6 separate regions of the Homo sapiens genome follow, and all the other regions are linked to region 1. The links are chromatin loops, found by intact Hi-C in ENCODE. Cell type or tissue: ascending aorta. All regions are shown on one strand. Links, peaks and the distances in the headings refer to the core of each region. The heading gives the core; the rest is flanking DNA.

Evidence for each region. A loop is a pair of places that touch in the nucleus more often than their neighbours do. Peaks named below come from ENCODE experiments on the same cell type or tissue, not always from the same donor. Only the 100,000 strongest peaks of a DNase experiment are listed, where the experiment ranks them.
Region 2: it touches region 1 in a loop (5-fold over the local background); 16 of 110 quality-filtered maps call a loop at or near these places.
Region 3: it touches region 1 in a loop (3-fold over the local background); 8 of 110 quality-filtered maps call a loop at or near these places.
Region 4: a loop joins it to region 1, with 3 times the contacts of the local background. A loop is called at or near these places in 2 of 110 quality-filtered maps.
Region 5: a loop joins it to region 1, with 4 times the contacts of the local background. A loop is called at or near these places in 16 of 110 quality-filtered maps.
Region 6: a loop joins it to region 1, with 16 times the contacts of the local background. A loop is called at or near these places in 16 of 110 quality-filtered maps.

What each region holds. Positions count from the first base shown.
Region 1 is chr17:36,946,502-36,951,527 of GRCh38, reverse strand. AATF (apoptosis antagonizing transcription factor) reads right to left here and starts at 2,574. Exons shown (of 12, transcript NM_012138.4): 1 at 2,312-2,574; 2 at 1,123-1,314. The coding sequence starts at 2,402. In ascending aorta, for the core only: a CTCF peak has its summit at 2,020; DNase peaks (open chromatin) are centred at 2,119 and 2,607; H3K4me3 peaks cover 2,586 bases; H3K27ac peaks cover 1,793 bases; H3K27me3 peaks cover 760 bases.
Region 2 is chr17:36,600,658-36,605,683 of GRCh38, reverse strand. It overlaps MRM1 (mitochondrial rRNA methyltransferase 1), which reads right to left and starts at 4,101. Exons shown (of 5, transcript NM_024864.5): 1 at 3,332-4,101; 2 at 3,038-3,131. The coding sequence starts at 3,873. It overlaps DHRS11 (dehydrogenase/reductase 11), which reads right to left. Exons shown (of 7, transcript NM_024308.4): 7 at 4,880-5,026. In ascending aorta, for the core only: CTCF peaks have their summits at 2,567 (motif pointing left) and 4,219; DNase peaks (open chromatin) are centred at 2,543, 3,119, 3,756 and 4,163; H3K4me3 peaks cover 1,993 bases; H3K27ac peaks cover 1,231 bases.
Region 3 is chr17:37,356,617-37,361,642 of GRCh38, reverse strand. All of the region lies in intron 1 of ACACA (acetyl-CoA carboxylase alpha), which reads left to right. Among named protein-coding and RNA genes, the nearest start is that of C17orf78, 17 kb to the left of the region's middle. In ascending aorta, for the core only: a CTCF peak has its summit at 2,282; DNase peaks (open chromatin) are centred at 2,352 and 3,072; H3K4me3 peaks cover 2,724 bases; H3K27ac peaks cover 2,792 bases.
Region 4 is chr17:37,486,301-37,491,326 of GRCh38, reverse strand. It overlaps DUSP14 (dual specificity phosphatase 14), which reads right to left and starts at 1,436. Exons shown (of 3, transcript NM_007026.4): 1 at 1,369-1,436. RefSeq lists an enhancer at 1-336. In ascending aorta, for the core only: no CTCF peak of the experiment used is centred there; DNase peaks (open chromatin) are centred at 1,146, 1,566 and 2,356; H3K4me3 peaks cover 2,409 bases; H3K27ac peaks cover 2,369 bases.
Region 5 is chr17:36,532,182-36,537,207 of GRCh38, reverse strand. It overlaps MYO19 (myosin XIX), which reads left to right and starts at 2,340. Exons shown (of 26, transcript NM_001163735.2): 1 at 2,340-2,447; 2 at 3,104-3,255; 3 at 4,527-4,681. The coding sequence starts at 4,670. It overlaps PIGW (phosphatidylinositol glycan anchor biosynthesis class W), which reads right to left and starts at 2,221. Exons shown (of 2, transcript NM_001346754.2): 1 at 1,616-2,221; 2 at 1-114. The coding sequence starts at 106. RefSeq lists an enhancer at 2,974-3,649. In ascending aorta, for the core only: a CTCF peak has its summit at 2,688 (motif pointing right); DNase peaks (open chromatin) are centred at 1,777, 2,227 and 2,887; H3K4me3 peaks cover 2,652 bases; H3K27ac peaks cover 2,243 bases.
Region 6 is chr17:36,542,087-36,547,112 of GRCh38, reverse strand. GGNBP2 (gametogenetin binding protein 2) reads right to left here and starts at 2,194. Exons shown (of 14, transcript NM_024835.5): 1 at 2,016-2,194; 2 at 1,296-1,494. The coding sequence starts at 1,388. It also overlaps a transcript of MYO19 not described here. In ascending aorta, for the core only: CTCF peaks have their summits at 2,777 and 3,043; DNase peaks (open chromatin) are centred at 1,282, 1,572, 2,212 and 2,951; H3K4me3 peaks cover 2,957 bases; H3K27ac peaks cover 2,912 bases.

The sequences.
Region 1 (5,026 bases), core at 519-4,518:
ATTAAATTAGGTGACACATGTAGTGATAATGGTGATAATTTTTTATAAAAATCTGTCTAATTCCAGGTAATTTTATAATTTTTTTTTTGAGGACTTACTGTGTCCCAGGCTCTTAGAACTTAAATTATAGAGCTAAACTCAGTGCCTGACGCATGGTAAGAACTCAATAAATATTATCATATTTGTCTCATGATTGGTCCCTTTATCAGTCTCTAGGCAAAGAATATGAAATGAGCTTATCAGGAGCTCCCAGAACTACATCAAGGACTAAATCATAGATATCATAACCTAAATGATAGTTCCTTTTATATTATCTGTGGATTCTCAACATGACACCCCTGACCTTTCTAAAGGAAAACAAATGACATTCTCCCAATAATCACCATATCTAGCCCCTTCTTCCACTCTGAGAAATTTACAATTCTTTAAAACTATAAGCGCACAGACTCCTAACTCTTTTGCAGGGAAGAGAAGGATTATGTGATTTTTTAGAATGGCAAAAAATGAGTTTCACAAATAACTAATATCACACAGTGCTTCAATGCAAGTCCTGGAAAACCAAAGGTCAGGGGTCACAATTCAAGGATAACATGTTCATCAGACACAGTGGTTTTTCAGCTCATAACCCTCTCCAGTAGCCAAAATGCACTGCCTTCTCTGTCACTCCACTGTAGGGTGAGCCATTAGTCCGAACATAAGGAGTATAGCAACTTAATCACTCTGGGCTTTAGATTCCTTATGAAGTGAAATGAAGTAACCTCTAAGACCCTTTCTAATACCAAATCAATGGTCTCTCCTAAGATAACAGATAGGGGTGCCTGACCAACATGGACAAACCCCGTCTCTACTAAAAATACAAAATTAGCCGGGCGTGGTGGTGCATGCCTGTAATCCCAGCTACTCGGGAGGCTGAGGCAGGAGCCTCGCTTGAACTCCAGAGGTGGAGGTTGCGGTGAGCCGAGATGGCGCCATCACACTCCAGCCTGGGCAACAAGAGCCAAACTCTGTCTCAAAAAAAAGATCCGCAGACTACTCTTGCAAAGATCATGGGGGATGACCGGAGGATTTTAACCCTGAAAAAATTAGGGAAGAGAAGAGTTCCATTCAAAAATGTCTACTCACCAGACGATCCTGGCAGAGTCTGCTCCCAATGGTCTTCATTCCATGCTTTTCTAGAGGTGGTTTTGCCGCAATACCTTTTGTCCGTGTCCAAGAGGGAGGCTGATGCCAGTTTTCTAATGCTACCCACTACTAGGAAATCACCTTCCCCATCTTCCCCTTCATCAAACCTGTCAATCACCCTGGCAGCAGTGGCTGTCGGGGGAGAGGGAAAAGTAAACAGAATCTCCAGGTTAGCAGAAACTTTAACGGGAACCCTGGTCGACCCATTTATCTCATAGTTGAACGTCCTTTACGAAATCCCCACCAACTTCCAGGAATAGGAAATTCACTCTCTCCCAAAGTAGAACACTGTCTTACTGCTGTTTCTAAACAGAAAGTTGACTCCTGGCATCTACTAGTGGGATCTATTTCTATGACTTGGATCCTATCAAACTAGTTGAATTCCTCTTCAATGTGTGACAGTCGCTCCAATATCTTAAATCAGTCATCACGTTCTCCCCTCACTCTGTCCCATTCTTTGGGGAGTTTTCTTTGCTTATTCTGGCTAAACAGTCCCGAGTTTCTTCAACTGATCTTCCTAAGATACGGTTCAGCACTCGCATTTATCCCTCCTTATTATCCCTTTCTCACACTTCCGACTCAAGTCTAAAGCGGGATTACTCCCAGCTAGACTCTGAACATCAGCTTACAGAACAGGAGTCTCAGTCGTCAGCCACTGAACAAGTGTCTTGAGACTTCAAGAGACTTAAACAGCACCAGAAAATCCTTCCATCAGTCTCCAACTTAGTTTTGAAGGGCAACCTGAATTAAAAACATGCGACTTTCTTCTCCTCCTTTCTAACGCAATACCAGAAAGGGCATCCTCAAAGCTAACTTCCAACTTGCTAGCAGACTCTCTGGCTCCCTCCAACAGGCCTGGAGCAAGTAAACCTGAAGACCAGCTCCTCTCGGCCTGAGCCCTCGATCTGTTCCGCCCATCCAGCCGAGCACCAAGTTTCGAGTGCGTGTGAAAAGAAGCCGAAGCCCTCCTCCCGAGGCCGGGACCACCCTCGCGGGAGGCGACGTTCCTCTGCGCCAAGCGAAGGAGCGCAGGCCCGGCGGCCTCGCGCACGCCCCTCCCACGCCGCCCCCTTGCCCCACAGGGCCTGGCCCACCGCTCCGCACGTGGCCTGCCCCAGTCCGGCCTCACCTTCCTCGGGGTCCGCTTCAGGGTCCGCCTCGCTTGGTCGCGGGTTCAACAACTGTTCCAGTTGCAGCGCCAGGGGCTGCGGCCCCGCCATCGTCACCAGCTCCCGGTCCACTCCGCTTCGCGCACGTAAATGTGCGGCCCAACCCCCGGCCCCGAAGCTCCTTCCCTGCCGGATCCTCTCGCCTTGATCCGATTCCCCGACTCCGCCAGAGACCGCGCGGAGGCCACCCCACAGCTCTGGACCGGCCACTTCCGGGAGGCGCGCGGGAGGGGGCGGGGCCTGCGCGTCACTGCGGGCGTTGCTAGCATGAAGGCGGAAGCGCGCAGAAGGTTGAAGGGATTGGAGCCGTATGGGCGCGTGTGCGCGTGCGCGTGCGAGTGCGCGGGAAGGGGCGGTGCGGAAGCGCGCCAAGGCACGTGACCGCTTCTGTCGCTGAGATGCGATTGCGATGCGCGCGGCCAGTGTCCCCTTGTACAAAATATGCCTCGAGATTTGTGCGAGATTCGCTTAGGAATAAAGCATAGCGTAGCCGTGGCCCACGGTGGCTGATTTGGGAAGGAGGAGGGAGTAGGGCTTAAGCTGCTCGAATCGCGGGTGCGCACTCGGGCACGCAGAGACTGGGACCCAAAGCAGGTTTGTCATTTCGCAATTTATAGTAGTCTGAGGCCGGGCACACGCCTCCCGCCCTTCAGCGGCCAGGATTTGGGAATCCTATGTCAGGGATATGCACGTGTAAGTGTGTGGCGGACTGCTGGCGTCTTTCTTAATGGGAATACTTAGGAATCGCTGTGGCTAAAGATAGTTTCAGTAGCGTCTCTAAGTACCCTTGCCTGAGCAAGGGAAAGGGGGTGGGGTGTGGATTACTCCACTGCATACCCCTCGGTATTGATTATCTTTGCTGTTCAGAGATGAGGGCATGCTCAGGCAGCTTAAGCAGGTGCACAAATGCAGAAAAATACAGGTCTACCGTTAGAGGGACAGACTCAAAATATAAAGACTTAATAGTATAAATGTAATTGCACCCCGCACACGGAAAGACACAATCGCTTTACATCCTCTTTCCTTCATCAAGCATTCCCTGACTGCCCACTATGTGGCAGGCACTGCTAGATAAGATACAAGATAAGTAAGTTGGATTCTCCCCCCCACGGTAATCAGCCTAGGAGGGTAGACAAACATGTAAACAGAAACTGCAATAAGGGATGATAAGTGTGACTACAAAGTGGTCTATTCTTATGGTATCTGTTGGAGGTTGCCTGTAGAGACCTAGACCCCTCTAAACAGAATCTGCCTCAAAAGGATCCAGAAAAGAGATGTTAGTGGTGCACTGTGGCAGTGCCCCTTGGGTACAGCCCGGGCCAGTTGGATCCCACAGCTGAACAACTGGGGAACCCTCAGCTCTCTACTGTCTCCCATGAAAACCAAGGGAAGAGAGGATCTCTGACTTTCACAATCTTCATATGTCCTCAGGGCCAAGAGCAATAAGAGGACACCACTTTAGTGGAGCCTGTTCCATGTCCCTGTAAAGTGGCCCTTGAAGAATGAAGACAACCAGGGCTGCAGAGGGGAAGGAGAACCTGTCTGAGGGTAAACCCCCTCAGACATGGAAGGAAAAGAATGCCAGGCTAGGCAGGGCACTCAGGAGAAGAAAACGGCTTTTTACCATCCATAAGAGAGCTTAGCCTAAGAGAACAGTTTTTCGTTTATCCTCTATAATTGCAGTCTTGTGCCTGTGTCCGGGCCTCCCAAGCAAAAGTGTGTTCCTTGCTCCTTGACAAGGTGCCATGGGGCTTCAAAGGACAAAAATGTTTCTCCCACCCCACATTTAAGAAACTACCTCCTGCAATCCTATCCCCTTGCTATGTTGGGTACTTACAATGCTTAGAAACCTGGCCTTTGAGGTAAAGAGAAGGAAGAAAAGAGAAAGGGAGGTGAGTCACTGCAGAGACCACCTCTAAGCTGTCATGCAAACAGGACACTGCTGGTCAATTTGGGGGCTGTGCTGGGCAAACACTCAGCAGAAAATGCCATAGACCTGTTTACTTACTCTCCCTTCTCTGTCCTGGTCCCTACTGACTTGGGAAGCCATTTTAGCAAGGAATCAAGACCGTTCTACTGTCACACACATCCCAGGGCCCCCCAAAATGTTTGCCTGACCTTATACTGAAGGTAGAAAGAGGACTCCAGGAGTGGAGGGAAGAGGAAGTAATTCTAGGAATTAAGATGCAACTGAGAGTAGTTGAGGCAAGGGACAGGGGAGCAAATTCTCAAATACTCCCTCTGGGGGCCTCTCCCTACCTGCATTCCAGTGTCTTGAGATGGTGGGGGAAGGGCTTATTGATGGGGTAGGGATGGAGATGGAGAGTGGACTGTGGCGAGGAGTTTCAACCTCTGACTGATGTAGAGATGAGAGCAGATGAGAGGAACAGGGAGAGGAGAATAAGGGTGAGCAGTTCCCTAACAGAATGGCCTTCTCCAGAGAAGGCGGAGGGGCGCCCAGTCCACAATCCCTCTCCCTGCCCTCCAAGGGCTGCAAAGTGGCAGGCGATTAGGCACAGCAGAGGATGGGCAAGGGGTGACACTTTCCAATTGTCCCAAACAACTGTCTGCTCACTTGACAAGGAGTTTCAAGAGTTTGGGAAAACCAAGTTCCCACTTGCCTCTCTTCAGATGCTGTCCACCCTCAGGTGCCAGCCCTGGCAATGCCTATCCTG
Region 2 (5,026 bases), core at 425-4,424, 350 kb after region 1:
GTTAGGTTTGAAATGCCCGCCTGACAGCAAAACAACAACAACAATAACAACAACTGTGCAGTAGGCAACTAGATGAGTGAATCTGGAATTCAGAACCAAGGTCCAGGCTGGAGTATACACTTGGGCGGGAATTTGAATTCAGATAGTATTTAAAGCCATGAGACTAGATGAGACCAACAAGAAATGAACATATACAGAAAAGAGATCCAGGACCAGGTGAGGTGGCTCACGCCTGTAATCCCAGCATTTTGGGAGGCTAAGGCAGGAGGACTTCTTGAAGCCAGGAGTTTGAGACCAGCCTGGGCAACAAAGTGAGACCTCATCTCTACAAAAAAAAAAAGAAAAAGAAAAAAGAAAGAAAAAAATTAGGTGAGATGGTGTGCACCTGTATCTCCAACTACTCAGGAGGCTGAGGTGGGAGGATGGCTTGAGCCCAGGAATTCGGAGGCTATACTGAGCTGTGATTGTGCCACTGGACTCCAGGCTGGGCAACACAGCAAGACCCCATCTCTCTCTCTCTCTCTCTCTCTTTTTTTTTTTTTTGAGATAGAGTTTCACTCTTATTGCCCAGGCTGGAGTGCAACGCTGTGATCTCGGCTCACTGCAACCTCCGCCTCCTGGATTCAAGCAACTCTTCTGCCTCAGCCTCCCGAGCAGCTGGGATTACAAGTGCCCGCCACCATGCCCAGGTAATTTTTGTATTTTTAGTAGAGACAGGGTTTCACCATTTTGGCCAGGTTGGTCTCGAACTCCTGACCTCAGGTGATCCACCTGCCTCAGCCTCCCAAAGTTCTAGGATTATAGGCGTGAGCCACCGTGCCTGGCCAAGACCCCATCTCTTAACAACCGCTCCCGGCCAAGACCTCATCTCTTTTTTTTTTTTGACACGTCACTCTGTCACTCAGGCTGGAGTGCAGTGGCACAATCTCGGCTCACTACCACCTCCACCTCCCGGGTTCAAGCGATTCTCCTACCTCCGCCTCCCGAGTAGCTGGGACTACAGGCACGAACCACCACACCCAGCTAATTTTTTGTATTTTTAGTAGAGATGGTGTTTCACCGTGTTAGCCAGGATGGTCTTGATCTCCTGACCTCATGATCTGCCTGCCTCAGCCTCCCAAAGTGCTGGGATTACATGCGTGAGCCATTGTGCCCAGCTGACCCCATCTCTTAACAACAACAACAAAAGAGATCCGAGGACTAAAATCTGGGAAATGCTAATGCTCGGAAGTCAGGGGGTTGAGGAAGAACCACTAAAAATGTCTCTCAGAGAGGACATGGTGAAGCAGAAGGAAAGCAGGTATAGTGTTTCAAGGAGGAAGGAGTGGTCAACTGTGCCAGCTGCTGCAGATGGGTCAAGTCAGAAAAGAATTGAGAACAGACCCTGGAATGCAGCAACATGGAGGCCACTGGTGACCTTGATGAAGCCTTTGATTCAGTGTGAGAGGAAGAGCTGACTGGTGTGAGATCAAGAGCGTGAGAGGGGAATGTTTGCTTGCATGCTGAAGAGAGTGTAAGAGAAAAGTGGATGCTGCAGGAAGAGGAGGAAAATTGCTACAGCAGTGTCTCTGAGTACGCAGGAAGGGATGGGGCCCCAGCACAGGCCCCTGCTTGGGGCACCTCCAGCTCTTCCACAGCAACAGGCGGATGACACTCTCCAGGTCAGATGCTGATGACAGTAGGGAGATGTGATGCCTGGAGCTTAAGTGGATGTTCTGCAGTGTTTCTGTGTTTTCAGAAGCTACCTGTTCAGGGGCTGGAAGTGATGAGTGGGAACCTCATCTCCTATCAGGCTTGGAGAAAGGGGCTCTCTACAAAAAAGTGAAGCCAAAAAATGCTTCTAGATATGTGCTGTTCAATATAGTAGCCACTAGCTACATGTGGCTATTAAGCAATTGAAAGGTGGCTAATTCAAATCGAGGTGTGTTGTATGTAAAACATTTTTTAAAGGAATGTAAAATATTTCATTAATAATATTTTTTAAAGGCCAGGTGCGGTGGCTCATGCCTATAATCCCAGCACTTTGGGAGGCCGAGGCGAGTGGATCGCTTAAGGTCACGAGTTCAAGAACAGCCGGACCAACATAGTGAAACCCCATCTAAATACAAAAAAAAAAAATTAGCTGGGCATGGTGTGTGCCTATAATCCCAGTTACTTGGAAGGCTGAAGCAGGAGAATCACTTGAACCCAGGAGGCAGAGGTTGCAGTGAGCCAATATTGCACCACTGCACTCCAGCTTGGGCAATAAGAATGAAACTCTCTCAAAAAATTAATAATATTAATAATAATTAAAATGATTACATGTTAAATTGATATTATTTTGGATATACTGGACACAATTTATTTAAAATGTCATCTCTTTACTTTTCAATGTGGCTACTAGAAAAGCTAAAACTACCTATGTTTCTCACACCATATTTTTATTGGACAGCGTTGTTCTAGACAGGTCCCAGAGCTCTCCCCCTTCTTAAGAGGGAAATTTCTCACCCTGCAGTTGGGGTGGGGGTTGGGGGGGGTATGGTCAGAGGGGATTCCATATGCAGAGCAATACTGCCTCCTTGTGTCCAGCAAGGGAAGCACAGCTGAAGACAAACGGATGGGAGAGGGGTTTCCAAGGTTTGTCTCTTGCTAGATACTAATGGCATAAAGATCTTCTTGTTCAAACATCCTTTCAAGCTGTGCCCTATTCGAGGAACTCAGGTCTCCTGTACGCAGCTCCCCACAGCTGAACAAAATGCATTTACTGAAGCCCGACCTAGTAGGCAAATAGACACTGAGGCTGACTTACAGAAGAGGCAAAGTGGTGCATACCTGGGGAAGGGGTGCAGGAAAGGGTATAACGCTAGGAAGAATTCAGCTAATGCTCCATTTGCCGTTTTAAAAACTCCAGGACCCTTCCATCCCCAGAGGGATTTAGAAGGCCAAAGGAAGCGGTGCCAACATGCCCCTTTCTCTCCCTCGCCAGGGGCTAGCTTCGTCCCCTTGAAGAGGCTGAGCTGGGCTCACATCTGTTCCTTCCCCTCTTGCCCCTCATTACCTGTAAAAATCCGGTGAGGTCATCAGTGGAGAACACGTCCATCACCTCCATAGCCCCCGCGCTGGACTTGCTGACTACTGGAGTGAGCGGGCAGCTGCAAGGTTTCCCCGTTCCCCGCATTAGGCTGGGCCATCTCAAGCCCGGCTCCCTACCCTCCCAGGGCTCCCAAGGGCTAGGGGGATGAGAGTTCTGGGACAGGTAAGTCTGGCTAAGGGATCACCCAAGGGCCAAGGTGCTTAGGAACTCGGCTGCGTCTCCAAGTTGGGGCACATAGAGAATGAGGGACGTCCGTGCCTGTTTCTCCGGCTGGTGATGACCTTATCCACTCCGAGGAAGTGTGCGGAACGCAGCACAGCCCCAAAATTCCGGGGATCCTGGATCCCATCGAGGACGAGCCACAACTGCTGGGGGTCGTCGCCTGGGCTCGCCTCCCCGGCCTCTCTCCAAGGCCGGGGCCGCAGCGGGCTCACCTCCATGCAGACACCCTGGTGGACCTGGTAGCGGCACATTGTGTCCAGTTTCTGCCGTCTGGGCCGCAGAACTGGAATGTCCCGCGCCTCGGCCATCCGGAGCAGCTCGGCCCGCTTCCCCTGCAGCCCAGCTTTACCCGCCTGGAGCAGGAGCCGGGCCACAGAGCGGCGGGCGGCCTGCAGAGCCAGGAGACACGGGGTCATGCCAAACAGAAGCTCCAGCCGAGAGGTCGGCACCAGGTCATCCAGCAGCAAGCGGCTTAGCTCCTCCCCACCAGGCCGCTCCCCATGCCGCGCTGCATGGGAGAAATGACGGGTGACGAGGCGACCCCAGGTCGCGCCCCGGACGGTCGAGAGCAATGCCATGGCGCAGCTCCCGCCAGGGACTCGATGCCCCTTGCTGCGTCCCCGGGAGCGGTAACCCGCGCCGCAGTTCGCTCCCAGGCTCCCAACACCGAGGTGAAGGGTACTCGACAGCCGTCTCCGCCGAGCTCTCTCGGACAGGAACAAACAGCCCCGATTACCCACAACTGGACTACCGAGCTACGACCACCCGCTCCCAGGCTCCCACGTGGGTCCCTCGCTTCCGGGTTCGGGAGCCCGCCCCTCCCCGGCCCCTTCCTGACGGTGTTTTGCGCATGCGTGGCTGCCAGGCTGTCCCCCACAGCGCCTCCCTCAAGGCTAGAGGAGCGGCGAGCTGAGCTGGCCGTACTACCGGCTGCGTCCTGTGTTCCTCGAGGTCCCAGGAGGCCGGGGACCGCATTCACCCACGCACCAGTGAAGGGCCCTTTAAGGAGATGGGTTGGCCTTCCTGGTCAACCAATTCAGTCTTGTTGCCTCCCTCCCCACATCCCGGCGCTGGTGATTTTTCCCAGAACTTCTCACTAGCCCATCACCAGCCAGCAGGACCCCAACAGTCACTTCCTATCCCGGGCCGCTGATTCTCTTCCTAAGTGACTCTGAGCCTGTCGTGTTCCTGCTGACAAGCTCACTAACGCCCCCGTCCCACAGGTAATGGCGAGACTCTTGCGCAGCACTCAGCCCCCCAGCGATCCAGGAAGGCAGGAAGGAGCTGCCTCTTCAGCCCCATCTGGCTCCTTGCTCCTGTGCTTAAGTTCTGAGCTGTTCGCACAGCACTGCATGCTCTTCCAGACCTCTCAGCCTTGCACACCTGTCTTCGCTTTGTCAAACTCCTACATGTTTTCAAGGCCCAAACAAACCCATTCCTGCTACCTAAGGTAATCCATACTCCCATGAGTGAGGCCCCCAATCCACCCACCTGGGACCTACCTGGAAGAAATTCTGAGACACAAGCACCCCTGATCACAGAGAAGGGGAAAGAATGGAAAGACACTCCTGAAGCCAAGGCAGATTGGTTGCGATTTTTCTTTTTTAATGATCACCATGAAATCCACTGGGCCAGGCCCTGGTGTTCTGCTGCCATAGTCAGAGTCAGAGTGGAGGGATGACCCCAGGAGGGGACAAGAAGCCAAGACTGGGCTGGGGAGCCGAGAAGGAG
Region 3 (5,026 bases), core at 707-4,706, 410 kb before region 1:
TGCTCATTCTCTGCCCAGCTGTCTTAGCATTTGGTGATAACAATTAGATTATTAGATCCTCTGTAAGTGACCTTGGTATCGTAACTCATCCTTCCTTAATTACTTTTTTTTTCACTGTAGCTTCTATTAGGACTTTCTTTGGCCAGTTCTTTAGAAAGCTCAATTATTTAAAATAATCAGTGAAGTCAAAAGCAGGACATGCAGGGGCTGGCTGAAATTTCACATAAGGACAGTTTTTGAGGGTAAATCCCTGGTTTTGCAGAGCTTGTAAAGCTGGTAAACAGCAACACCATTAAGAATCCTGGGGAGACTTGGCGTGGTGGCTCACATTTGCGGCCAGCACTTTGGGAGGCTAAGGTGGGCGGATCACGAGGTCAAGAGATCGAGACCATCCTGGCCAACATGGTGAAACCCCGTCTCTACTAAAAATACAAAAATTAGCTGGACTTGGTGGTTTGTGCCTGGAGTCCCAGCTATTCGGGAGGCTGAGGCAGGAGAATGGCTTGAACCTGGGAGGTGGAGGTTGCAGTGAGCTGAGATTGCACCACGGCACTCCAGCCTGGGCGACAGAGCGAGACTCCATCTCAAAAAAAAAAAAAAAAGAATCCTGGGGAAAGAATTCCTATTACTTAAGAGGATCTAGGAAAGGTAAAAGAAAAGTAAGAGGCAACCGCATGGTTTTTAGTTCTTTTGAAGTCACTCCCTTCATGTCAGCTTCAGAGACTGCTGTTATGGAAAGGCAAGGCTTCCCTCTTCCCAGGCCATTTTTTTCGGTGAGTCAAATCAAACATCTTACTAAACCAGGAAGTCTTGCCCAATTATCTTTTTCCTCCCACTACATTTGTCCAACTGATTGATATATTAGTGATATAATTATTGTGAAATATGAATCCCTGTTCTGTAAAGTCCACATCTTTCCTAAGTTCTCTGCTTCCAATCCCTGTTATTTAATTAACTTATTTATTTAGAGATGGGGTCTTTTTACGTTGCCAGTGCTGGGGTGCAGTGGCTATTCACAGGCGCAGGCACAGTACACTACATATAGACTTGAACTCCTCGCCTCAAGCCATCCACCCACCTCAGCCTTCTGAGTAGGTGGGACTACAGTCCAGGTACGTGCCACTGTGCTTGACCCTATTATTTTAAAAATGGGTTGATAAATTCTTAGGGAAGCCCCACTTAGTGGGATTATGAGGGCTCCTAGATAAATATTGTTCCTTGTTGACCAATCTTTCCCTCTTTCTGCCTCAGCTTCCGCCAAGAACTTCTTACCTGGGCATGTATTTCTATCCTATTCACTTTTTACTCTCTGGCGTGGAACTTCTTCCTACCAAACTGTCATCCTCTGCACCTCTCCTGGCCTTCCTCACAAGTTTGTAAGCATTAAGAAGGTGCGCTGCATGCTTCATTAAATTCCTCCTTGGAAGGGCTGAGTTCACCCTGTTCTTCTCAAGTGCAATTTTCTCCAAGTTTCTTCCCTACGCAATGTTTGTATTGTGTTGGGACCCCTTCCAGTTATTATTAATTTTCAACACACAGCTACCATGAAAGTCTTGCTATGAAGTAACTGGCAAAACTAGAGACACCGACTGGCTTCCTCTCAAAGGCTCGGCGTGCCCACAGTGGAGGACGGGAAGCATTCTCCAATCCGAAAAGTCTGGAACGCTGTGGCAACTATTTTGCTCAGGGCAGGCAGAAGACGGTGGTTCTTTGGTACATTCCCCTTCTTACTGAGCTTCGTTTACTGAGGCTTCTCCTCAACACGCCAGGATCCAGCATGTATAACACCTTTGGAGTGGGCTGTCTCGGGGCTGAGGAGCGAAACGGGGGGCTGGTTATGGAGTTCCAGCATGGGGTTACTTAGCTCGCCCAGACTTGGAAACCAGCCAGCGTGATGAGGACAGGTAGTGGACGCGATTGCCCACCCCTTGTTAATGTGTTAGGATTAAACAGACAAACGGGCCCGCACACCGCCTGCCCCATTCTAGCCCGCCTTAATTCTGGGTTCCCTTTCCCCGCCTCTACAGGCCGGCTAGTCCTGGCCCCTCACTTGGGACGCCTCTGTCCCTGATGCGAGGCGCATGCGGGACCGCTTCCCCCACTCCCCTCTCCGCCAGGAGGAGGAGCCGAGGGGTTGGCCCCGTACCCGGCTGTGGCAGAAGGGGCCGCGAAGGCCGGGCCAGGGGCGCCACGACTGCCCAGGGCCCGCCCGCGGCCCGCCCGCGGCCCGCCCGCCCTCTAGCCGCTGGGCCCCGAATGGCAGATCCGCGCTCGGACCATCGGCATCGCCTCACATCGCTCCGCCCCGCGCCGCCCTCCCATTGGCTGCCGCTGAGCCCTCGGGCCCGCGCCTCGCCCCCCGGCGGCCCTGGCAGCGCCGCAGCCCGGAGCGGGGTCGGAGGTGAACGGCCTGGAGTAACCCCGGACGTAGTCACCTCATGGAGCTCGCCGGCTGAGGTGGGAGACAGGGGCGGGGCGGGGGCGGGTCAGGCCCCTGAAGCCCCGCCCCTTCTCCGTGTGCCGGGCCGGCCTGGTGCTGCACGCCTGTCAGCCATCGCCCGAGCCGCCGGCGTCTCCTCCCGCCCAGCAGTTCCTCCACGCAGGGGCTCCGGAATCGCCCGACCGCACACGTTGCCACCCTGAGGTGAGGTGAGGGCCGGCCCAGAACCTGTGACCGGGGACCTGGAGAAACTGGGGCCAAGGGAGGGGCGGCGGCAGGCAGGGGGCCGCCTCCCAGCCTCCGCTCACCCGCACGCGGCCTGGGCTCCACACTATCCAGATCGGGTGCGGGGCAGCCCAGCCCTTCCCGCAGCTCTGAGGCCTTGAGGTCCCCTCCCTAGAGACATGGAGAGGTCTGGGGTCTCGGGAGGTGGGGATTCAGATCCCGGAACTGGGAGGCGTACAGTTCAGGGCTCCTCTAGGAAGGGGGGCTGGAGTTTCTGCCTGGAGCTCGCCCGCCACCCCTCTTGCCCAGCTCCAGCGTGGTCTGATTCCTTCCAGACCCCTCTCCAATCCGATTCTGGGCTCGGGAGAGGGAGAAGACCACGTGGGAAGGGGGCGTTGCGGGTTGGGTCTGATTGCATTGAAAGTCCTTTCTCTCTTGCAGAGTGAGGTGTGGGGTGCAGACCTCACTTGCTCTCTCCGTGCCTTTGTATCGTGGCGAGAGCCAGGGCCAGGCAGGTTGTATCTGCCAGTTCCTGTTCCCAGGATTTTATTATGTTCTCTGCGAGGGACATAGTAAATGTACATGCCTTTTGTTACTCTCCTCGTTTGCCATGCTGATCAAGGGAAGTTACTGGAAATAGGACGTAGGAAGCTGATGTGAAGCTAATGATTTCACAGGAAAATGTGCGTGAAGGTCCTGCCCGGATCGGGGCCAACATTATTTTGGATTTGAGAGTGGGAGAGTGGACACTAATGGACACTTGAAATCACCTCTAAAAATCAGGGACTTCGTGTAGGCCTTGTGGGTTCTATAGAGACATTTAAGAATATAACTGCTCAGGAGAAATAGTTTAATTTCAGATATTTTTGTTTGGAGGTTTAAGACTGGAATAAAAAAAAAGACCCTAGGCCTTCCTGATTCTGTTTCTACTTAAGCGATGTTTCAGTAATTTCCTAATGTGTGGATAAACCTAATAACCACATCTTCAGTCTCAGAAGTTTATTTCCTTGGATTTTCTCTCTCTTTCCATTCATTTTTTCCCTCCCAATTCGGTAGTATAGATTGAGAAGCATGCTTTCTTTGGTTACATGGTCTTTTCTCACTCAGCAGGGAAGAATACTCATATTTGTCCCTTCTTGAGGGGGATGCCCTGGATGTCTGTGATGAGAAGGATTTCTGTGGTGCTTATTTGACAGGCACTTTTCAGAAAAGCATTGTGGCCTAATAGAGCAGGACCACAGTTTACCTGTCCAGATAGATGCCTGCTTGCTACAAATAGCAAGTTTTTTCCCACTTCTCTTGCCTCAGTTTCTTCATTTCTCAGTAAAACTGAATGCATAACAGGAGGACTGATGTGAACCCAAGAATATTAAACATTTTAAAGTGGGCATATGAAAGATGCCAAAGGTAAAGTATTAATTTATGAAGCCATCTGTGTTTACTAGTGTTGTAGAATTTTGTTGTTGTTGTTTTGTTTGTTTGTTTGAGATGGAGTCTTGCTCTGTCACCCAGACTGGAGTGCAATGGTGCGATCTTGGCTCACTGCAACCTTCGTCTCCTGGTTTCAAGAGATTCTCATGCCTCAGCCTCCCGAGTAGCTGGGATTACACGCGTGCGCCACTACGCCTGGCTAATTTTTGTATTTTCGGTAGAGACAGGGTTTCACCATGTTGGCCAGGCTGGTCTCCAACTCCTGACCTCAGGTGATCCACCCTCCTCGGCCTCCCAAAGTGCTGGGATTATAGGCATGAGCCACCACGCCAGGCTTGTTTTGTTTTGATTTACCAGTGCATAATAGAAATACATCAAGCATAAGATTAAATTGCTTTTTAAAAAGGAAGTCTTGGGAAATGGTGGCATTTATCTTAGTGAATTTATAGTTCAAAAACTAGGTAATGCTGAAGACCTGGTATTGTGAAAGCCAGCCTCAGAGAACGCTCTCTCATCTGATGTTGACCTCTCTAAAGTGCTGTGAACAGGTTCAGGTGTAGATCACTATGTAACATTATTTCCTTTGCAGTCAATGACTAGGAAAATTTTTATACCTGTCACGTGGACTGGTTTAACAGGTTTAGGGCTAGTGTTTTTCTTTCTTTAAAATCTTTTTTTCCTTTAATTGGATGGCTAATATCCTAATAGTCTTAGTTGAGGAAAGAAGTAAATTAAAATACAAACTGTGGAATAATGCATTAGAAATTAGTATTTTCAATTGTGGGAGGAGAAGAGAATCCTTTTGTAATTCAGAAAAAAAAGTTATCTCATTATCTAACATGTTCTTAAAGATTAACAATTATAGAAGCTGCCGGGCGCGGTGGCTCACTCCTGTAATCCTAGCACTTTGAGAGGTCGAGGCTGGCGAAT
Region 4 (5,026 bases), core at 723-4,722, 540 kb before region 1:
GATGTGAATTCTCAGGCGTCTCTGGCGAAGAAGAGGCGTTCACTGTGGGGGTGCCTCCTTCCCTGCATTTCTCAAGGGAACCAAGACTGGGGGCCTTTATGAGTCCACAACAACTAACAATAACCAAATCGCAGCTCAAGGGAGTGGAGCTTCCAGACACACGCACAACTCTGCAAAGAATACAGCACCTTTGTTCCCCTGGTTTTAGAGAGCAGGAAGGAAATGAGCGGAGAGAAACTGTGACTTGTCCAGTGTTACTTAACTTTGTGGCAGAGCTGAGTCTCAGGCATGGAGCTGCCGGCTGGCCTCGGCCTCTCTGACTCTTAAGTGATCTGTAGAATGTCAGGGAGGACGGTCCAACATTCCATCATACTTCTGAGTGGCCTTAGGGACTAGGAATTCCAGGAGACTCTGGGTTAAATCTCTTGGTCCCTATTCTTTTAAGGTTACTAAGGATACCCGGAGTTTGCTCTTCGCCTCCGTTTTTACATCTGTAAAACGGGATGGTAACGCTCTCCACCCCCCTCTCTTATAAAACGATAATGAACAGCTAACGAGTTAACACACACTAAATGTCCGGAGGTCCTGCTGGATAGAAAGTACAAGGTGGTTTTAAAAAAAAAAAATCTCTGCATGGTAAAACTGCATTTGTAAGTCGCTCCTCCTTCCCTAGCCTCTGGGATGCCCAGTTACCATAACACTGGCTGGTACCACTGGCAACATCCACCTAAATAAAATACAGTTATACAATCCACTTAAGGCGGCCACAGCACGCACCCCCTCTTTACAAACAACAACTCAACTTCGCTCCGGAGCAAGGGTACTTAGGAGAAATAAAAAGACAGATGTTAGCACCGCGCACACCCATCTACCACCGCAGAGAAAGACTCAAGTTGGACACTTGGCATCGCTGAAAGTCAAGTTGCTTCTATCCATGCACCAGAAACCTCGGGGAGATGCAAAAAGCGGCGGCGCGCTCCAGAGCGGGTGGATGCCAGCGAGAGTAGGCGGCCTCAGCGGGGTCGGAAGGCGACGGAGGAGGCGCGGCCGAGGCTGCTGGAGCCCCGGGGCACAGGGACAGGGTCGCGGGGGCGGCGCGGCGCGGCGGGGGAGCGGCAGGGGGCGCACGCTCAGGGCCGGCGAGGGTGCGCTGCGGAAGGTCTCGGGCCTCTCCTCCGCGGGCCGCCCCGAAGAGTCAAGGACCGCCAGGGAGCAGGTGGGGGCGCCGGCACAAAGTTTCCAGAGGCGGGGTCGCGCGGGCCTCTGGGTCCCCCTGCGCCCAGGGACCCGAAGCGCGAAGTCCCGCCCTCCCGCCCCACCCCAACACCTTCCCCACAACCCCCACCCCCGGGCCTGCGGGTCCCCTACCGGCGCGGCGCGGCGCGGAGCGGGTTGCGGTTAGGGCTCCGTCCTCCTGCGCGGCCACCGGCTTCTGCGGGCTGGGCGCCGCGCGCGCCGCCTCCTCCTCCCTCCGCCCGCGCCCGGGGCGGGCCGCGCGCACGCTCCCTGCGCCTGGCCGCCCTCTCCCGAGGTGGGGGGACGCGACGCGGGGCGGGGGGACGCGCGGGGCGGCAGGCGGCGCGCGTGCGCGCTGGGCTTCTGCGCCGTGCGGTGTGGTCCGGGCGCGCCCTAGCTCCCGAGGCAGCAGCCTCCCCTAGAGCGCTCCTCCGTGCAGGTCCCCTGGTCTCTTACCCTGCCTCACACACCGGCGACCCCTCGCTTCCCCAGTCAGCGTCTGCGTATGAGCCGGGCTCGAGGCGGGCTGCGGGGGCGCTCTGCTGGGGTGCTTTCGGGATTGGAGAGGATTAAAGGCGAGAAAGCAAATCCGATACAGGTGTGAAGCCGCCGCGGGTGGCTCGGGACGGCCTCGACCCCACCCCACCGCCTCCCTAGCCCGGAGAGCCCGGGGGTTGGGACCCAAGAGCGAAGGGAAAATCAGTAGCGCGGCAGTTCCTGGCTGACGCTTGCTGGAACAGGTACGGGCAGCCGTGGCGCCCGAGACCCGGAGGTGAACATGCAACCTCCGTGCGCATCTCCACCTGCTCTCGCCACGCCAAGGTGCCGTCCGAGTCTCGGAGCCCACACCCACCTCCCGAGTCCCCGAGGCAGGGCAGGGGTTCTCCGGAGCGCAGGCGGGACACGGGCATTTGAGGGCTCATTTGCTGTGTGACTCTGAGGGTCTTTTAAAATTCAGGTCTGCCCATCTGTAACATAAGTCGGTGCGAAACGGACGTTTTCCAGCACAGCCCCGCCTCCCCTCCGCCTCTGGCAGGTGAAGGGAGACACGTGGGAGGCAAAGCGACTTCCTCAAGGCTCTGCCGTGAGTCAAGGCACCTAAGAGTCCTGACTCCATGCCCAGTCCTTGACTCACCAGCCCCTGCTCCTCGCCGTTGCAAATGGTTGGCCTCAGAATTGCTGAGCAGTCAAAACGAGTAGGCATGGGTTTGCGGGGAGGGGTGGAGGGGAGAAGTAAAACCCGCGTTTGGGGTTTACATCTCCCGATGTCCTCAACCAAAAGCTTTGAAGCTTTTTCATGTTCTTCCCGATCTCCACTGCCCAACCGGCTTCAGAGTCATCCGGTGCGTGCTGGACTATCTAAAAGTTAGTGATAATTTTAATCATAATCCTGGGAAACGAAAAAGGCCCAGACTAGAGAGATTTATTTTCGTCTTCGTAAAAAGAGAATCAAAGCTTTAAAATTAGGCAAAATTAATCTAAGAGAAAACAAAGCAGCATACTTTGCTAGATTCAGGAAACCACTGAGTTCAAATCGTGCCTGGGAAAAGCATCTTCCTAAAACTAAATTGTGACGTCAGTTCACTTAGTGACTTACTTGTTTACATGCCAATACGAAAAGAGCAAATCTCTAACAGAAAGGATTGTGTGTTTTCATTTCTGCTCAGCACCCCCTAGTCCTTGAAGCTTCAGTCAATTCAATGACTCAGCAACACAAATAGATGCATCCCTCTTCACATTCCAGCTTGTTACACTGTAGGCAGGTTTCCAAAACAAGCTCTAGTGACAAGGAGCTAGGCATTTTCATGGATTATGGGAACTAAACCTACCATGAAGAGTCAGTGAAGAGGGAGGTGGGCTAAAATAGAGTTTGTGTTGTGTGCGATGTGCGTGTCAAGATTTAGAGATTTAGAGATTAAGTAGAAAGAAGTGCTGGAGTCAGACCATTTAATGACTGTACAGACATGCCCTGGGGTAGGGAGGCGGTTTATGCCTTTACAGAATGTGGAAGTGCGGGCTTATACATGCCTGTACCAAAAATGCAATTTGAAGTTATTCTCTTCTGGACCAGCACTGTCCAGTAGAACTTTGTGTGATGATGGACATGTTCTGTATCTCCACTCTCCAGTACAGTAGCCACTAGCCTCATGTTGCTACTGAACACGAAATATGGCTAGTGTAACTAAGGAAGTGAATTTAAAATTTTATTTTAGTAAATTTAGATAGCCACATGTGGCTAGTGGCTACCTTACTGGACAGCACATTTCTGGACTATAAGTATGTGAGTTTTTTTATAGGTGTCACTTTTTCTTCTTTTTTTTTTAAGATAGGCTTCAGGATGGAGTGCAGTGGTGCAATCATGGCTCACTGAAGCCTCCACTTCCCGGGCTCAGGTGGTCCTCCCACTTCAGCTTCCCAAGTAGCTGGGACTACAGGCACGCCACCACGCCTGGCTAATTAGTTTTTATTATTTTGGGGGGGACGGAGTTTCGCTCTTGTTGCCTGGGCTGGAGTGCAATGGCACGATCTCGGCCCAGCGCAACCTCCGCCTCCCGGGTTCAAGTGATTCTCCTGCCTCAGCCTCCCGAGTAGCTGGGATTACAGGCACGCACCACCACGCCTGGCTAATTTTGTGTTTTTAGTAGAGACAGGGTTTCTCTACGTTGGTCAGGCTGGTCTTGAACTCCCGACCTCAGGTGATGCCCCCTGAGGTTATAGACGTGAGCCACCGCACCTGGCCTTGTTATTACTAAAGAGACCTAGTCTCTTTAAATAATATGTTGCCCAGCCTGGTCTCGAACTCCTAAGCTCAAACAATCCTCCCACCTCAGCCTCCCATAGTGCTGGGATTAGAGGCATGAGCCACTGCGCCTGGCAGTGTCAACTGTTGTGGATGTAGAAACATTTTAGAGGCTGTCTGCTATAAAATTACAATTTGTCTATGCCCAGGGAGGGTTTGGGTTCTCCTGACTCCCAGCTAAATAACCAGTGCTTTCGAGCAGGGCAGCATCTACGAAGAGTGAGAGCTGATATGATTAATACAGTAAGTAGAGGGTGGAAATTTGTACTCTGCTTAGCTTCTGATGTCTGCCTTTCCAAAAATATTCTCCTTAACTGCTTGGGCAATGACTGCTCCTTAGATTAATCAGACTTTTATGCGTCCCTCAGAATGAATAGTTGCATCTTCCATTTGTATCACTGCCTCTGGTTAACAAATTAGCAACAGCTTTGATCTGTCAGAATTGGGGAACAGCGGTCAACAAGGCTCCCAGTCTACAGAAGTTTGATTTCAGGGTGCCATCGGGTCTTGTGGCTCACAGAGATTCGGAAGGCCTGCTTGCCTGTGCCTCTAATTCCAAATTATATGCCATTGATGGCTATAAAAATGCAACTCCCCTGAGATAAGTAAATCTTTAAGCTACTGTCCTTTGGCAGATTTGAGAGGGACACTGGACACCAGGTTTCTGGGAGAAAAGATATCTTAAAAACTAGCAAGATAGAAGTCTCAGAAGTCTCAGAACACATTTCTTCTACTACAGAAGTTTGCCTAAGGCTTGTGCTATTTCATAAGATGTAAAGTAGCACCTTATCTAGATATCATAAGGATTAGCTAGATGTTATTAAATGTAAAATACTTTGAACTTCTACTTTCCGAGTTTTCACAGTTCTCATAAAATGTACTTTCCAAGTAATAAAGAATTGTCACATTACAGATAAGAAAAAGAAAAAAAAGCAAAAAGAGAAAAAGCATTGCTTACCACCATTTTATTACTTAACAAAACAACAATTA
Region 5 (5,026 bases), core at 384-4,383, 410 kb after region 1:
TGCACAGGATACAGAATGCAGGAAAGCACAATCCCTGGGTGATTTCCAGCACGGTGGTTCCATTGAGGTTACTGACAAAAGCTTCCTTCATCTGCTTTTCAGACATTTTTCTTCCTGTGAAAACAAGAGCAAAGGAATGGATTTGTGAAAAGCAGCATTCTTGTGTAATTAGCATACCTGGCTTAATTTTACTCTTATTACTAGATTTCAGAGCAGAACTTTGGGCCCTAATGAGTTCACCTAGGATTTGTGATTCCCCTTCCAAGGATTGTGGGAAGAAGCTTAACACTAATGTGTTCAGATAGAAATGTCATACTAATAATATTAAATTATTGGTTACAAAGCTTCAGCTATTCCCTGTACAAGACAGACTCACAAAGAAAGTGAATTTGGGGCCAGGCGTGGTGGCTCACACCTGTAATCCTAGCACTTCGGGAGGCCGAGGTGGGAGGATCACCTGAGGTCAGGAGTTCGAGACCAGCCTGGTCAACATGGTGAAAGCCCGTCTCTACTAAAAATACAAAAATTAGCCAGGCGTGATGGCACCCGCCTGTAATCCCAGCTACTTTAGAGGCTGAGGCAGGAGAATCGGTTGAACCGGGGAAGCAGAGGTTGGAGTGAGCCATTGCACTCCAGCCTGGGCCACAGAGTGAGACTCCATCTCAAAAAAAAAAAAAAAAAAAGGAAAAGAAAAAGCAAAGGAAAAGAGAGCGAATTTGGGATATAAACTCTGAGAATGGCATCATAGGCAGATGGGAATTTCTATTATGGAGCACAGTACGTATCATGAAGATTCTTTGATGCAAATTGAATAGGATTTACTAATGACCTTAAAGCAAATTCAAACGCTAGGGGCCAAGTACATTTTGAAGTTGGGGGCCTTGGTTCCAGTTCAGAGCCTCTCCAAACCTACTGCCTTGGTACAAAACGTGACCCCTGCAGTGATTTCTGGATCCCCAGGCTGCTCCTTTCCTCATTTACAGACAGCTATGTTTTCAGGTTAGGATGGAAGTAGGTACGGTGGGTGCATTAAGAATGGATGTATAGCACATACTAGTGTTAGTTGCTCTTTTATTAAGGGTTGTAAAACACCTCTGAATGCCACACATCATTGTCTGAAAAACGGCATACTGGAAGAACACATTTGTTGGTTAAACATGAACCTAGAGTTTCTAAATGTACCATGAGCTGAATAAGTAAGTGAATGCATGCGTGCATTATGGCCTGTCTGGAACCTGTGACAATATCTCACAGTAACCAACTCAAATCAGTTGACCATTAAAAATAAAAGTCCTAGCCGAGAGAAGTGGTTCATGCCTGCAATCCTAGCGCTTTGGGAGGAGAGAGGATCGCTTAAGGCCAGGAGTGAAAAAAAAAAAAAGAAAAATTAAAAATTAGCTGAGCGTGGTGGTGCGCGCCTGTAATGCCAGGCTGAGGCGGGAGGATCGCTTGAGCCCAGAGGTGGAAGGCAGCAGTGAGCCGAGATCGCGCCACTGCACTCCTACCTGGGCGACAGAGCGAGACTCCGTCTCTTAAAAAATAAACATAAAAATAAAAAGTCTTTTTCCTAACAGACGCCCGACCTGGCCGCGCCCTACCCGTATACCTCACGTACTCCAAATGGTGCCGGCGCCCCCAGCAGACGGTCTACGTGGGAAGGGCAGCCGGACTGCCGCTGCACCCGCCAAACCACGCGGGAACCAGCCGCTTCCGCCTCCCGCGCGGCACTTCCGGCCGACGCAGGCAGCTGGCACTTCCGGGCCGGCCGATTCCGCGCGTCTCCGCCCATCATGGCGCTCGTGCCAGTGTCCCGTGGGCTACCCACTCCTGTCATGTCCTTTGGGCTGGTGCAGGCCAGATCTTCTAGGGCCGTAGCCCTGAGAGGAGCGCCTGGAGAGGAAACGGCGCGCCATGCACCTCACACGGCCCCTCAGACCTCACGGCGAGGCCCTATCAGGGTAATGGTGTCCGCCGGCCTCGCACAACACTCCGCCGCACTCGCACAAGACTCCGCCGCGGCGACCTCTACTGAAAGACCCCCAGTCCTGGTGTCGCCCGAAGGCCCAGGAAACCGTGCTTCCGCGCTTCTCCCCCAGAACGTGGGAAGCTGCCGCTTTACCCTCATTTTACCCCAGGGTCGCAAAACATCTCACCGTAGTTGAAGCCAGCAAGCCGGACCAGGCGTCCCGGCCAAGCCACGTGCGCGCCCCGCGCCGCGAGTGCTCGCCCCGCCCCTAGGGAGGAGCCGGCCGACCCCCGGCCACTTAGCAGTGCCGCAGCCGACGGGGTGCGGTTCGGCGCTCCCAGGTTCCTTTCCTCACTGCACGCTCTTGCCCCTCCTCTTTTCTCTCCTGCCCGTGTTCTTCCCGCCGCCTGACCTGGCCCGCCCGCCTTTCCAGTCTGGCCGGGCGGGGGCCTGAAGCACGGCGGCTCGGGCCGTGGGACCGGTGAGTGTCAACCCGAACCTATATCTGAAGCCCTTCAGACGCGGAAGGGGCTTGGGAGGCCAGTTTGCCCCGCAGCGGTGAGGAAGAAGTAGGCGTCTCCACCTCCCCTTCCAAAGCGCCGTTTCCCTCCTTTTTGCCTTTTCCTTTTGACCCTCTTGTGTCTCACGAGGGGGTAGCCCAGCTCTTGGCTCTTGCTTGAAACAAGTCTTTCTTGATCACCCTCCACCTTTCCACCTGGCCGGCAGGGGGCGGCCTGGGGGGAGAGGGTCCTTGCTCCACTCTTCGCCCAGCTGAGGACCCCGGGAGGGGGCGGCTGGTCCCGGGAGGTGTCAGGGCAGCTGCGCCCTTGGCTGGGGTCACGTCCACCTTCCTGGGAAGGACATACTCTCCCCGTGCCAGGTGCTTCCGGAACGGCATCCCAGCCCTGGGTTTGCGGCACGACGCCCGGACCTTGAGTCCCCGGTTCCCGCCGGGAACCTGGGGGCGGAGCCAGCTGGACTGATGAGATCCTTACCCAGCGCTTCTCAGCGTCTGCCCTCCCACTGTCCTCCATGCCTAGAAAGAAACAGTCTGAGAAGGAGGGACTGGTGATCAGGTTGCCACTTGCCTTGATTCGGTGTTCCATTTACTCATTACCGTCTCCTTTCTGCCCACAGTGTTCACACCCTTTCCAGAAATTCTTGGCTGGTAACCGCGAAACCGACTGGAGCAGGAGCTGGGAGAACTGGAGAAAACTGCTCTAATCTCACTTGACTCCAGCTAGGAGCTGATGCTGCATCGTAATAACATTTGCAGAGCGCTTTCACAGGTATTAGCCCCTTTAACGCTTCATTTAGCCCCGTGAGATCTGGATATTATCACTCCGTTTTGTAAACGAGGAAACAGAGTGAGGCTTAGTTCTTGGGTTCTGTGCCAGGGGCCTTGGGTTTTGGATTCAAACCCCAAACCTGTTGTGCTGCCCCTCTGGACCTATTGCTTGAGATGAGTTCCCAGTTGAAAGAGCTTTGTTCTCTGGAGCCCTCTGCATGGCTGTCCCTTGGATGGGGTACAGTCAGTGTCCAGGGTCAGGATCTTTTAGGGCTGTAGCACCACACCTTAAGTGGTCCAGCACGGTCCTGATACCTGTTTCCGCCTCAATTGTCCTTTTTCCAGCTTCTATGGAAGTCCCTATCCCTGGGTTCTTTAAAGACTTGATGTATTCAGAGCCTCAAGAAAGTCTCCACCAGGGTTAATCCATTGCAGGCACGCTTCACCCTCAGCCTCATCTCTCCTTGCTAGGGGTGGTGCCAAGGCCTAGAAAATTCCAAGTCTGAGGGTCACTTAACCATTCTTCAAAGATTGGCTTAGGCCCAGCCTCACAACACCCCACCTCCCAGATGGATTCATCTCCCTGAAATCCTCACCTTCTTGAAGTTGACACTGGACCGTTCACCTGATTAGCGCTCCCAAATGGATCATCAACCCTTAGTCGTAGTGCTAACAGTGTTTATCCTCTGAGTGAATACTCAGATTCGTACTTTGTGTGGTGCTGTCAAACCATGACCTCATTGACCTTCACAACCACTCCTTATGAGGCAGATTTAACTGTCCCCATTTTCAAGGTAAGAAATTGAGGTAGGTGATGTGCCTGACCCAGGATCACACACCCAGTGAGTGATTGAACTGTGATATAAACTACCACACCACACCTTTCCTGGAGCAGCGAGAGATGACTCCAGCCTCTCCTCCTCACCAACGACTGAAATAGGATATTTCTGTCTAATGTAGAGGATAGGGCACAAGGCTTCTCTGTCTCCCCAGTGTCTTACTCCTCCTCCATGGCACACTGACCCAGAGGGTTTGCAGCCCCACCCCAACCCAAACCCTAACCCTGTAATAAAACTGGCCCAGGGAGCCTCTGAGGCTCTCATAAAAGTTTCCCTGTCTCCTAATTGGCAAGGGAAAGGACAGGCCCACTCTCCGCCCAGGCCTGCCTTGCATCTCATTTTGGTTGCTTCTGCTAGGTGGGAAGGAGTGAGTGAGTCACTCCAGAAAAGCCCTCACCTGTGTGTGGTCCTTGTCTTCTCTCTCATGCCACAGGCGCTGGAGTGACTTGTCTGAGATTCCTCCAGAACTGAGCCCTTTGTTGGAACCATACCCCAGCCCATGGTCCCATGACTAGGTGGATAGTACTCCTTGTACCTCCTGCAACCCAGAACCCTGGCTGACCACTTTGAAGGAGGATGCTCCAGCAGGTAAAACCTCAACCTTAGATAACCCAGGCCCTCAAGCACCTGCAGCATCTGTTGCTAGCCCTAACCTGGAAGGAAGGGAAAGCCCCCTTAAAGGTCTCTTTTCTCTCCTCAAATTGTCTCTCCAGTGCCTTTTACTCATCATCAAGAAACTCTTCCTGATACCTAATTTGAATCTGTCTTGTGGTTTTTAGCTCCTTTCTTTGGGATAGGTAAGGTGGGATGGGTAAGGGAATCCTTAGGGCACTTTGGGGATTCTGCAGAGGAAGTCCTGAGAGATGTCCCTGCCACCTGAATTGTTGAGGCATAGTAGAAGCCTGGGGCTTCCAAGAGGATGTGTTCCTTGAA
Region 6 (5,026 bases), core at 615-4,614, 400 kb after region 1:
CTAATGCATCAACACTATTTACTTTATGTCAGAACAAATCATTCTACCTTTTTTCATGAAAAATAAATGCACTTGAATAATTAGAAATGCTGTCACTTAAAAACTTCTAATAAATTAAGTCATTCAATAGCTCTTCTAATCCTTTTTAAAGTACTGCAGCTCAATCAAGTCTTAATTGAGACTGGCAAGCATAAAGGCATAGACTGGCATCTCTACAATGACTTGCATTTTACATAAAATTTGAAAAAACTTCGGTAGATATTTGCAAAAAAAAATATTGAGGAACAAAACTGATCAACTGCCTTTGATAGCAAAAGAATACTGATGAGATGAAGAGACTTAGGTGCACCTTATCGAAATAAGCAAATGTATAATCCAAAGCTTCAGCATCATCAAAACGCAGATTTCAAAAGATATTCGGAAAAGGTTAATTTCATTTCTTAAGTGGCAAGCAACTGCACTCATTTCCTGTTCAGATTCAATTCAAATTTCAGCCATTTCCTTTTAAAGGAAACAGTACAGCAACATAGGGCAGAGGGTCGATAATGCTACACTACCAAATCTAAAGAATAAAGTACCCGGAACTGGGTCTTGACACTCAAGATGAGCAATCAGCTTTTTATAGTACTCTTACACATTCAATAATTTGGCTTCCTTTAAAAAAAAAAAAGTCCACCTGTAAACTAAATAATGCGAAGAAAGCCCGTTTTGAAGAAAGGGCCTAGCAATACAATCATTTCAAGAGTTTTAATGCATTAGGCAATACGAGACTATTTACAACGAAATCAAACCATTTTAGTGGAATCTTGACTGTGCACGAGCATGTCACTCTGCCCCCAGTAATTAAGCTTATGTGGTGAGAGCTACCAGTATTAAAACAGAAAATACACAGGTAGCAGTGCAGCTGCGACATTACCAGGTAATTAAGCCTCCCCGAGGGTAGGTGGTTTCTGTATGGGGTAGGCCCTAAACGCCCAAGATCCTTCAACCCCTCTCTGAGATGTGTGCTTTGACAAAAGCAGCGTCTCCTAAAGGGAAAGGGTCAAGGAATAAGGTTCCAAAAGAAGGAAAATCTGGAGAGAGGGAGTGCGTACGGAGCTCTGGGCTTGGGGCCGACAGAGGTTACCGAGCCACCCACTGCAAAGGCGAGTTTGTGGGGCCTGCTGAAGAGAAGGCCTCGCCTAGGAGTTGCAACACACTCTTTCTCCAGTGCGCAGCGCTCGGCCTGGGGGAGGGGGAGGAGGGGAAACAGCTGCCAGGGGAGCGGCGGGCCCAGCCCGGCCCGGCCCGCTCACCGTCAGGGTGTCGTCTATGTAGAGGGGAATCTGCCTCCTCTCGAAGGGGAACTCCTCCTCCCCGTCCCTGCACACTGCCACGAGTCGCGCCATCGTCCCCGACGCTGCCGTTGCCACCGTCACCACCTCCTCCCAGCTGCCGCCGCCGCCGCCGCTGCTGTTTCTGCCGCCGCCGCTGCCGCCTCCTCCCAGCTCCTGCCTGCAACAGCCAAACCCCGCGAGCGTAAGCACCCGCCGCTGCGCAGCACATTCGCCACGGGGGGCAGGGAGCGGAGCGGGAGGGTACGGGAGAGCCGGGCTGCGTTTCCCATCACCCGATTCCACACACGCTCAGCCAATCAGCGCCCAGCGCCGCCGGGACCCGCCCCCCTCGCGCCGCGCTCCCTCCCTCTCTCCCGCCCGCCCGCCCGCCCGCCGGCCTCCAGTCAGGGTCCAAAGGAGAGGCGGAAGGGACCGGCCTGCCGGGGGCTTCCCCGCCCGCTGCAGGAGTCCCGGCCCCAGGACCCCACCCCTGGCCTGGGCCCCGCAGCCTGTTCCCCGCCGCCCGCCGCCCGGGTGCCCTCTGCCCCCAACTGACCCCTTCTCCCCGCTTCTGGGCGCACCCCGCCCAGTCGGCCCCAGGACTGCAGTTGCCCAGCGCGACCCCGCCCCTGGGAGGGATCGACCCCGCAGCGGCTCTGCGGAGTCCAGGGAACGGGGAGGCTCAGACCCTTTCCTCACCCTTCTCGGAGGAGGCTGTCGGTTCCGACCTTCACCGTTTTCGTGGTCGCCTCGCTAACTCCCACCTCTGCTCCCTGTTACTGGCTGACGAGGCCCGCGTCAGGGCCGGCGTGGGCGGGAGCGCAGCTCCGAATGTCGTTTCCTCTACGGGCAGTCAGCCGCTCGCGCCGCGGGGAGTGGAAGAAGGAGGGCGGGGGACGAGGGGAAGGTGGGGCCGGGCGGGGTCGGGCGCCGGGCGGGACCCACGTCCTCTCGCGAGACTGGGGCTGGCCGCGCTGGGGACCCCGCTGGAGAAATTTGCGCCCAGAGGGTGCGGGGCCGCCCTGGCCGTCCCGCCCGTGGGCCCGGCGCCCTTCTCGGAGCCCAGCCATTCCGCTAGACCCGAACTAGGACTGGTAGGAGGGGTGATCGGCCCAACCTCAGGCCCCAGCCGCGGGCCGGGAAGGCTTCCCCACGGACGAGGGGCAAGCCCCTCGACGTCAGGGTGTCGTCTATGTAGAGGGGAATCTGCCTCCTCTCAAAGGGGAATTCTTTCAGCGAGTCAAGCCCGTCTGATTCGGGGCTGACTCAGGGCAGAGGCCCAGAGAGGACCTGGATAGGTTGCGAGAAGTCGAGATCAGAGGGGGCGGAAGGCAGTGAGAAAAGGGAGACGAGCATCGGGGGGTGAGAGACAAACTCAGGTCTGGCTCTTGGCCCTTGACGCCACTGAATTCGCTTCCCACGGTGGGAAGAGGAGAAAAGGGCCCTGACACCGCGGCTCGCCAGGGGCCCGCTGCGTAGCTGCATCCCGATCCCGCTGAGGGGACAGCAAATAGTGAAGTGCTGATAGCTTGTGGTTGTCGTTACACTGGAAGGAAATAGAAAACCGGACAGTGGTGTGTGTGTGTGCGTCTTGGCCAAAGGAACTTCTTGGGCTGGGTTAATGTGAGCAGGTACTCCCTTGGGCGAAGTACTGGCACTGGCCAACGGCCTTTCCCTCTGGCCGTCTCCGAGGAAGCAGAGCTGCTGTGAAGACAGTTCCTCTCGCCACCGTGTGTTCAGTTCTGACCTTGAAGGTTTTGGAGGTCTGTTGTGAAGATATTTAGCCTATGAAAGTCCTGGTGATCTGAAGGACAGATCAATTTACTGCTCTATTTCCTGGAGCTGTGATACCTTTAAAAAAAGTATTTTGGGTCGGGCATGGTGGCTCACGCCTGTAATCCCAGCACTTTGGGAGGCCGAGGTGGGTGGATCACCTGAGGGTCAGGAGTTTGAGACCAGCCTGACCAATATGATGAAACCCCCGTCTCTACTAAAAATACAAAAATTAGCCGGGCGTGGTGGCATGTACCTGTAATCCCAGCTACTAGGGAGGCTGAGACGGGACAATCACTTGAACCCGGGAGGCGGAGGTTGCAGTGAGCCCAGATCGCGCCATTGCACTGCAGCCTGGGCAACAAGAGCGAAACTCCATCTCAAAACAAAATAAAGTATTTTGGTTATCACATGGAGTCTTAGAGATTCACAACAAATAACCCATAGTGCACCCTTAGCCATGTTGACTTAGTACATTGTGTGGTCATTGTTAGGGTCGGTGACATAATAAACGAAGAACCATTGTTCATTCCCGAAGGTGTCATTACCCGGCAAATATTTATGTCTTCTGGGCCGGGGTCATGGCTCACGCCGGTAATCCCAGCACTTTAGGAGGCGAGGTGGGTGGATTACTTGAGGTCAGGAGTTCGAGACTGGCCTGACCAACATGGTGAAACCCAGTCTCTACTAAAAATACAAAATTAGCCGAGCGTGGTGGCGCACGCCTGTTATCCCAGCTACTCGGGAGGCTGAGGCAAGAGAATCGCTTGAACCCGGGAGGCAGAGGTTGCAATGATCCGAGATCGCGCCATTGTGCTCCGGCCTGGGCGACGAGTGAAACTACGTCTCAAAAAAAAATTTTTTTTATGTCTTCTGGCCATGTTAGCAGAGTAGAAGAGTGAGTATTAGCTTGAATCTAATACGTATGTATGATGTTCATATACATAGCCAAAATTTGGACATTTTTAGAGAATCTTGCGTTTTATGTAAAAAACAAAACAAAAACCAGGACGGGGGCGGCGGCTAACACCTGTAATCCCAAGACTTTGGGAGGCCAAGGCGGGCGGGTCACTTGAGGTCAGGAGTTCGAGACGAGCCTGGGCAACATGGAGAAAACCTGTCTCTACTAAAAATACAAAAATCAGCTGGGCGTGGTGGCGAGCACTTTTAATTCCAGCTACTCCGGAGGCTGAGGCAGAAGAATCGCTTGAACCGGGAAGGCGGAAGTTGCAGTGAGCCAAGATACTGTGGCCTTCAGTATCTAGAGGTGCTCCTACAGTGGTACATCAATTAATGTACCCACTTTAAACCTTTTTTTTTTTTTTGAGACGGAGTCTCACTCTGTCGCCCAGGCTGGAGTGCAGTGGCGCTATCTCGGCTCACTGCAAGCTCCGCCTCCCGGGTTCATGCCATTCTCCTGCCTCAGCCTCCCGAGTAGCTGGGACTACAGGCGCCTGCCACCACGCCCAGCTAATTTTTTGTGTTTTTATTAGAGACGGGGTTTCATCGTGTCAGCCAGGATGGTCTTGATCTCCTGACCTCTTGATCCGCCCGCCTCGGCCTCCCAAAGTGCTGGGATTACAGGCGTGAGCCAACGTGCCCAGCCTAAACCTTTTAGACTTCATTAGGATTCTGGTTGGTAAAGAACATTAAAAATGACAAGCTCATTATATAGGTGCTAATTTTAATTACTTTGACTACTGAACACACGCCAGGTACTAACAAAGAAGGGAGTATTCACCCTGGGGATTTAAATCTGTGAAAAGGTATTAAAACATATATAAAACATAATAAAATGAAATCCCAAAGGTCTCTTTCCATCTGAGCTTACTTTCCCTAATTTGGGTTTGTCTCTTAGGTCCACCGGGCATACTTAGTATCTTTGGACAAATAGGAATTCAATGAAAACGTATTCTTAAAGGCGAAAAAGGTGGATT